Regions from separate parts of the Homo sapiens genome. Here region 2 is linked to region 1. Evidence: read pairs that join two places in POLR2A ChIA-PET (ENCODE). Cell type or tissue: Caco-2. All regions are shown on one strand. Links, peaks and the distances in the headings refer to the core of each region. The heading gives the core; the rest is flanking DNA. Region 1 has its middle 92 kb from the start of PIAS1. Region 2 holds the start of LOC105370871 (a long non-coding RNA gene).

Region 1 (2,918 bases), core at 119-2,618:
AGAAAGAAAGAGAAAGAAAGAAAGAAAAGAAAGAAAGAAAGAAAGAAGAAAGAAAGAAAAAGAAAGAAAGAAAGAAAGAAAGAAAGAAAGAAAGAAAGAAAGAAAAGAAAGAAAGAAAGAAAATAAATCATATTTTTATTCTAAAACTACAGTGGCCCCATTCATCATATGACTCAATACACTCAACTCTCTGGTGAGGGAGTATCTCTCACCAATGAGGGTCCATGGATGACCTTGGACCACGACTTGCCCGTCAACCTGGTTTCTCCTGTGTGGCACACATGGCTGTGGCTAATGAAGGAATATTCTCAAAATCTCTGCATAATTCAGAGATTAGGCTTGAATGTGTATTTCAATCCGCTCATCTTAACCCATAGGTATTGAAATTAACTGAATGAATTGCAAGTTGTTACTTTTGTTTGGTTCGTTTTGTTTGTTTGTTTGTTTGTTTGTTTGAGACAAAGTCTCACTCTGTTGCCCAGGCTGGAGTGCACTGATGTGATCAGGGCTCACTAAAACCTTAACCTCCTGGGCTCAAGCAATCCTTCCACCTCAGCTTCTTGAGTAGCTGGGAGCTGGGACTACAAGCACGCACCGCCATACCTGGCTAATTTTTGTATTTTTTTGTAGAAACAGGGTTTCACCATGTTGCCCAGGCTGATCTCAAACTCCCGGGCTCAAGCGATCCACCTACCTTGGCCTCTCAAAGTGCTGGGATTACAGGCGTGAGCCACCTCACCCGGCCTACAAACATTTTTTTTAAATGAAAAATTAAAGAATAGAATGGAAAAGAATCAGATAATTGGGCTAAGTATTAAGTAAGTACTGTTTGTTGAAACTTCTGTGTCCGTTTGTGTGTATGTGTGGCCATGCACACCTATGAACTGGGTTATGATATAACATGTATTTCTTACTAAGGGTTGCAGTTAAAAAAAAAAAAATTGAAGGCCGTGATCTGGTAACAGCCAGGGATTTTCCAAAGGCCACCTGAGCTGAGCTGAGGCGGGCTAACTGCTCTAGGAAAGCAGTCCTGACTTGGTAGGCGAGACTGAATGATCTTGAGCAATTTGCCTATCCCCTAACAAAGCTGGGACGGTAGCCTGCACTGGGGAGTGGAATCAGGGAGGAGGGAAGATTCTCCAACCGAAAGATAAGGATATTTGATTGGTGGGACAGGTGACCTGATACTTGAATCAAGTCATGAGAGCTTGGCAGACTTCACTAAACACACACACACACACACACACACACACACACACACACACACACCTACACGGATCATTTAAGCACAAGCCAAGGGCCTATCTCAGGCATTTAGCTGTCCCTTGATCCTTTCATTGTATTTTGTCTTTTCTGGTCTACTCTATTCCCCAGGATTATCTGGGGGCTCCAGAAACTCCGCCCTTTTTAAACAAATGACTCATGCAGATTCATTTCAGAACCACAAGTTTTCTGGCTGCCCTGACCCCTCCCTTCTCGCCTGCTCTCCTGGGTCCCAGCTCTTGCTGGCAGCTTCAGCCCTATGCAGACTCAACCCCTTTCTCCCATCCCCCAGCATGGAAGACAGAGATCCCCTATACACAAAGTTAGAAGAGGAGGTTTGGACTCTCCCAACATTTGGAGTAATTGCCACAGCCCTGGGCAAAGGCTGCCAGCTTTGTGGAAGGTGTCTCTGGGGACTTCGCAGCTGGAGATTTGTCCTGTGAAAGAGGCAGAAAAGGAGTTGGAAGTGTTGCCGAGAATGAGGGCAGCTGACATACCTGGGCTACCATTCAGTTTTGCTTACCCAGGATTAAGTGGGGGAAGGTAAATTTGCCTTCTAGTGCTTGGGACTTCAAACCCCTACTCTCATTCAACACTCATTTGCATTCCTTGTCTAGAGTACAGCAAGCCTACAAAGCCAGGACATCAAAAGCCAAAAGAAGGGGGACTTGACCACAGCTGGGGAAGGATGTATTGAGACCCAGTTTTTAAGGACTATTCATGTGCTTTAAAGAGAGTTCCTCAGATGGCAGACTTTCAATCTAGTCCTTATAGCACCCTGGGTGTTACATTATTGCCAACATCTTTGCTTCAAATTGCCTATAAGCCATGACCACAGCCAGAGTCTGTGTACAAGTAGCTTCAGCTCTTTAAGTTTCATATTCTTCACCTGCAAAATGGTTCTAATAATAATATGTATTGCATAGGGAGTGATGAAGATAAAATTAGCTTGTGGAATCACTCTAGTACAGTGCCTAAAGCAAAATAGGCATATAACAGATCGATCAGTTATCACAAATGTCCTTACAATTGTACCATATTTTGTCATTGAGATATTTTAGAAAGTTAGTGAAAAACACATAAAGCAAAACCTCCCATAACTCAACTGTGCTTAGAAAGAAAGAACTATACAAAGTCTCACAAGACCCCACTTTCCACTTCTCAGATTAAACTGCTGTTAACCATTTGCTCTGTATTTATCCCTGCATACCTACCCATAAATCACTATTTCTTCATACTTTAAAAAAAGTGTAGAAATTGATTCATGCTGTTTATCCAATTTTTCAACAGGCTTTTTACACTTAATATACGATGAACATCTTTGTAGGTTAGTGTCTGTAGAGCCACCTCATTCTTTTTATCTACTGCCTAGGTTAACCATGCACCATGCATGGTTTATTTAAACATTCCCTTATTAACATTTCAGTTTTCCATTTTTGCTATTATATCCCAGAGCTACAATGAAAATCTCATCCATGTATCTTTATGCATGTGCATGAGTTTTTCTGTATGCCAGATTTCTAGAAGTAGATCTGCTGGATCACTGAGTAGGGCACATGGTAATGTTAATTGACATGGCCAAACTCTATTCCAAAAGGTTGTGTGATGTACCCTCCACTAACTATATCAATGCAGCCATTTTCTTACTCTTATCT
Region 2 (2,918 bases), core at 207-2,706, 220 kb before region 1:
TTCATACATGCAATTCCTTTTCTGTTATTGCAAATAAAATAATGCCATCGAAGTCAAATAAAACCAAAACCATAGGACAAATAATGAAAAATCTTCAGAATCCAGAAAAAAATGAACTGAAGGTGGTTTGTGGGTGCTTGTTTTTCTTTTTTCTTTTCTTTCCTTTTTTTTTTTAAACAAGTGTTTTATCACACAGGCAGTCTTAGATTTATATACAAAAGTAAAACTGAAAATATAGTTTTGTTCTCTGTACATTTCTTTTAATTTTTTCCCTAAAAAAAGGAAAAAAAACACGCTTGTATACTTTTCTAAACAGAGTAAGGTAAAACAGAGCACAAAGTTCTCTTCTTTCTGCCAAGTTCATTCGATCTGGGGTGGGGATGGGAGCAGCAGGGCCTGGGAATCAGTCCAATGAAATAATGTCTGGTATGATGCCAAAGATGGATGCCGTGTCCGTGCTGCTCCTGTTTGTGACGGTGTGGCTATGGCTTTCCCTTAGGCTGTTGGAAGAAACCAGGCTGCTGTTACTGCCACTACTGCTTCCATTGGTGGTTGGCAGAGAAGTACTGCCTCCTGCACTTAACTGATCAAGAAACATCTGTGAGGAGGTATACGGGAAAAACCGAGACGAGTGTAGGAGGTCTTGATCATCTGAAACTGCTGCTGCTGCAGCGGCAAGCAAGGAGGTGTTGTAATGCTAGGGAGGGGAAACAAAAGACACAAAAATGTTAATTATACTTCCAAATTAATATATTTTCTCCTCAGCGGGACACAGCCCTAAATTTAAGATAGCCTGAGTATCTAGGGTTTCTGAAATATTTACTAAGACATTTTGCAAAATCAAATGGCCTTATGTAAGGACTGGAGCATTGATCTTGAGAAGACATTTTTGTATCTGAAACTGGAGGAAAAACAAAATATAAATTTTATTGTTTTTTGTTTTAGTTTGTATTGCAAGCAATTACCAATTCTATTTCCCAAGAAGCATATGCTCAGAAGCAGCAGGAGGGGCAGACAGTCCATGCTCTTGCTAGTAAGGAGATACTTAGCCAAGAAATCTATCAGTCAATATGACTCACTGCCCTGTTTCTTTATAAAACAGTACTGGAAACCAACAGACACTGTTCTTATTATACACTCAGGCACCACTGAAAGTTAGAATTTTTATTTAAATTTTAAAGCCATAATGATAATGGGTATGATTACTCTAAGTTTTCCAAGGAAATTTATCTTTCTCTTGGCTACACATTATACTTTTAAATACAGTCATGCGTCGCTTAATGACACGGATGTGTTTTGAGAAATGCATCATTAGGCGGTTTTGTGGCTGTGCAAACATCACAGTGTGCTTGCACAAACCTAGACAGTAGAGCCTGCTACACACCTAGGCTGTGTGGTCTGGCCTACTGCTCCCAGGCTACAAACCTGTACAGCATGTTACTGTGCTGAATGCCGTAGGCAACTGTAACACAATGCTAAGTATGTGTATATCTCAACATAGAAAAGGTACAGTAAAAATATGGTATAAAAGATAAAAAAATGATACACCTGTATAGGGCACTTACCATGAATGGAGCCTGCAGTACTGGAAGTTGCTCTGGGTGAGCCAGTGAGTGAATGGTGAGTGAATGTGAGGCTTAGGACATTATTGTACACTACTGTAGACTTTATAAACACTGTACACTATGGCCACACTAAATGTGTTAAAAATATTTTTCTTTCTTCAATAATAAATTAACATTAGCTAACTAATTTTACTTTATAAACTGATTTTTTAAAACTTTGACTCTTGTAACACTTAATTTAAAACACAAGTACATTGTACAGCTGAACAAAAATATTTCCTTCTTTATATCCTTATTCTGTAAGTCTCTATTTTTAACATTTTAAAATATTTTTTACTTTTTAACTTTTTTGTTAAAAATGACACACACAACACATTAGCCTAGGCCTACACAGGGAGGTCAGGGTCATCGATGTCACTGTCTTCCATCTGCACAGCTTGTCCCACTGCATGGTCTTCAGGGAAAATAGCATGCATGGAGCTGTCATTTGCTATGACAACAATCTTCTGGAACACCCACTGAAGGACCTGCCTGAGGCTCTTCTTAAGGAGGTGTCACTCTTTTCAGAAATATGTCCATGGTGTTTGGCTTGGTTTCTTTTTTATCATAGGTTTGCTTGTAAGTAGATAATGTACCATAAACATTCCTCTCTATTAATGAAAACCTTTCATTGTTAGGGCCCATGTTTTTTTTGTTTGTTTTGTTTTTGAGATGGAGTCTCGCTCTGCCACCCAGGTTGGAGTAGAGTGGTGCACGCAATCTCGGCTCACTGCAACCTCCGCCTCCCAGGTTCAAGTGATTCTTCTGCCTCAGCCTCCCGAGTAGCTGGGATTACAGGCGTGTAGCACCACGCCCAGCTAATTTTTGTATTTTTAGTAGAGACGGGGTTTCACCATGTTGGTCAGGCTGGTCTCGAACTCCTGACCTCATGATCTACCCGCTTTGGCCTCCCAAAGTGCTGGGATTATAGGTGTAAGCCACAGCGCCCAGCCAGGGCCCATGTTTTTAAATTTTTTAAGGAGCTTGTTGAGGTCTGCAAAAGCTTCTGCTAAACCTTTCACTGTGAATTTTCTTGGAGGTTCTTCCTTTTTGTCTCCTGCAGTTTCCTTTTCTCTTGCACCTTCTTCAGCTGCGTGTTCCTGTTCCAGTTCCAACAGCTCATTAGTCAATTCCTCAGGAACCACATCTAGGAGCTTCTCAATGTCATCCTCATCTACATCTAGGTTAAAGTTGTTTGCCATGTCAACCACAGCCTTGTCCATTTCTGCAACCTCTTCATCCTTAGCAGATTCTTTGAAGTCATGAACAAACTTCTTCAGTGTCTTCTAGATGTCATTCACATACTCCTTGGTG

What was found. ChIA-PET counts read pairs that join two places held together with the same protein. Peaks named below come from ENCODE experiments on the same cell type or tissue, not always from the same donor. Only the 100,000 strongest peaks of a DNase experiment are listed, where the experiment ranks them.
Region 2: POLR2A ChIA-PET joins it to region 1 with 8 read pairs; 2 of 35 experiments call an interaction of 5 or more read pairs at or near these places.

Annotation. Positions count from the first base shown.
Region 1 is chr15:67,960,379-67,963,296 of GRCh38, reverse strand. No RefSeq gene overlaps it. Among named protein-coding and RNA genes, the nearest start is that of PIAS1, 92 kb to the left of the region's middle. RefSeq lists enhancers at 151-320, 1,522-1,571. In Caco-2, for the core only: no CTCF peak of the experiment used is centred there; DNase peaks (open chromatin) are centred at 1,166 and 1,276; H3K4me3 peaks cover 232 bases.
Region 2 is chr15:68,185,321-68,188,238 of GRCh38, reverse strand. It overlaps PIAS1 (protein inhibitor of activated STAT 1), which reads right to left. Exons shown (of 14, transcript NM_016166.3): 14 at 1-697. The coding sequence ends at 404. It overlaps LOC105370871 (a long non-coding RNA gene), which reads left to right and starts at 693. Exons shown (of 2, transcript XR_932396.3): 1 at 693-2,918. In Caco-2, for the core only: no CTCF peak of the experiment used is centred there; no DNase peak of the experiment used is centred there.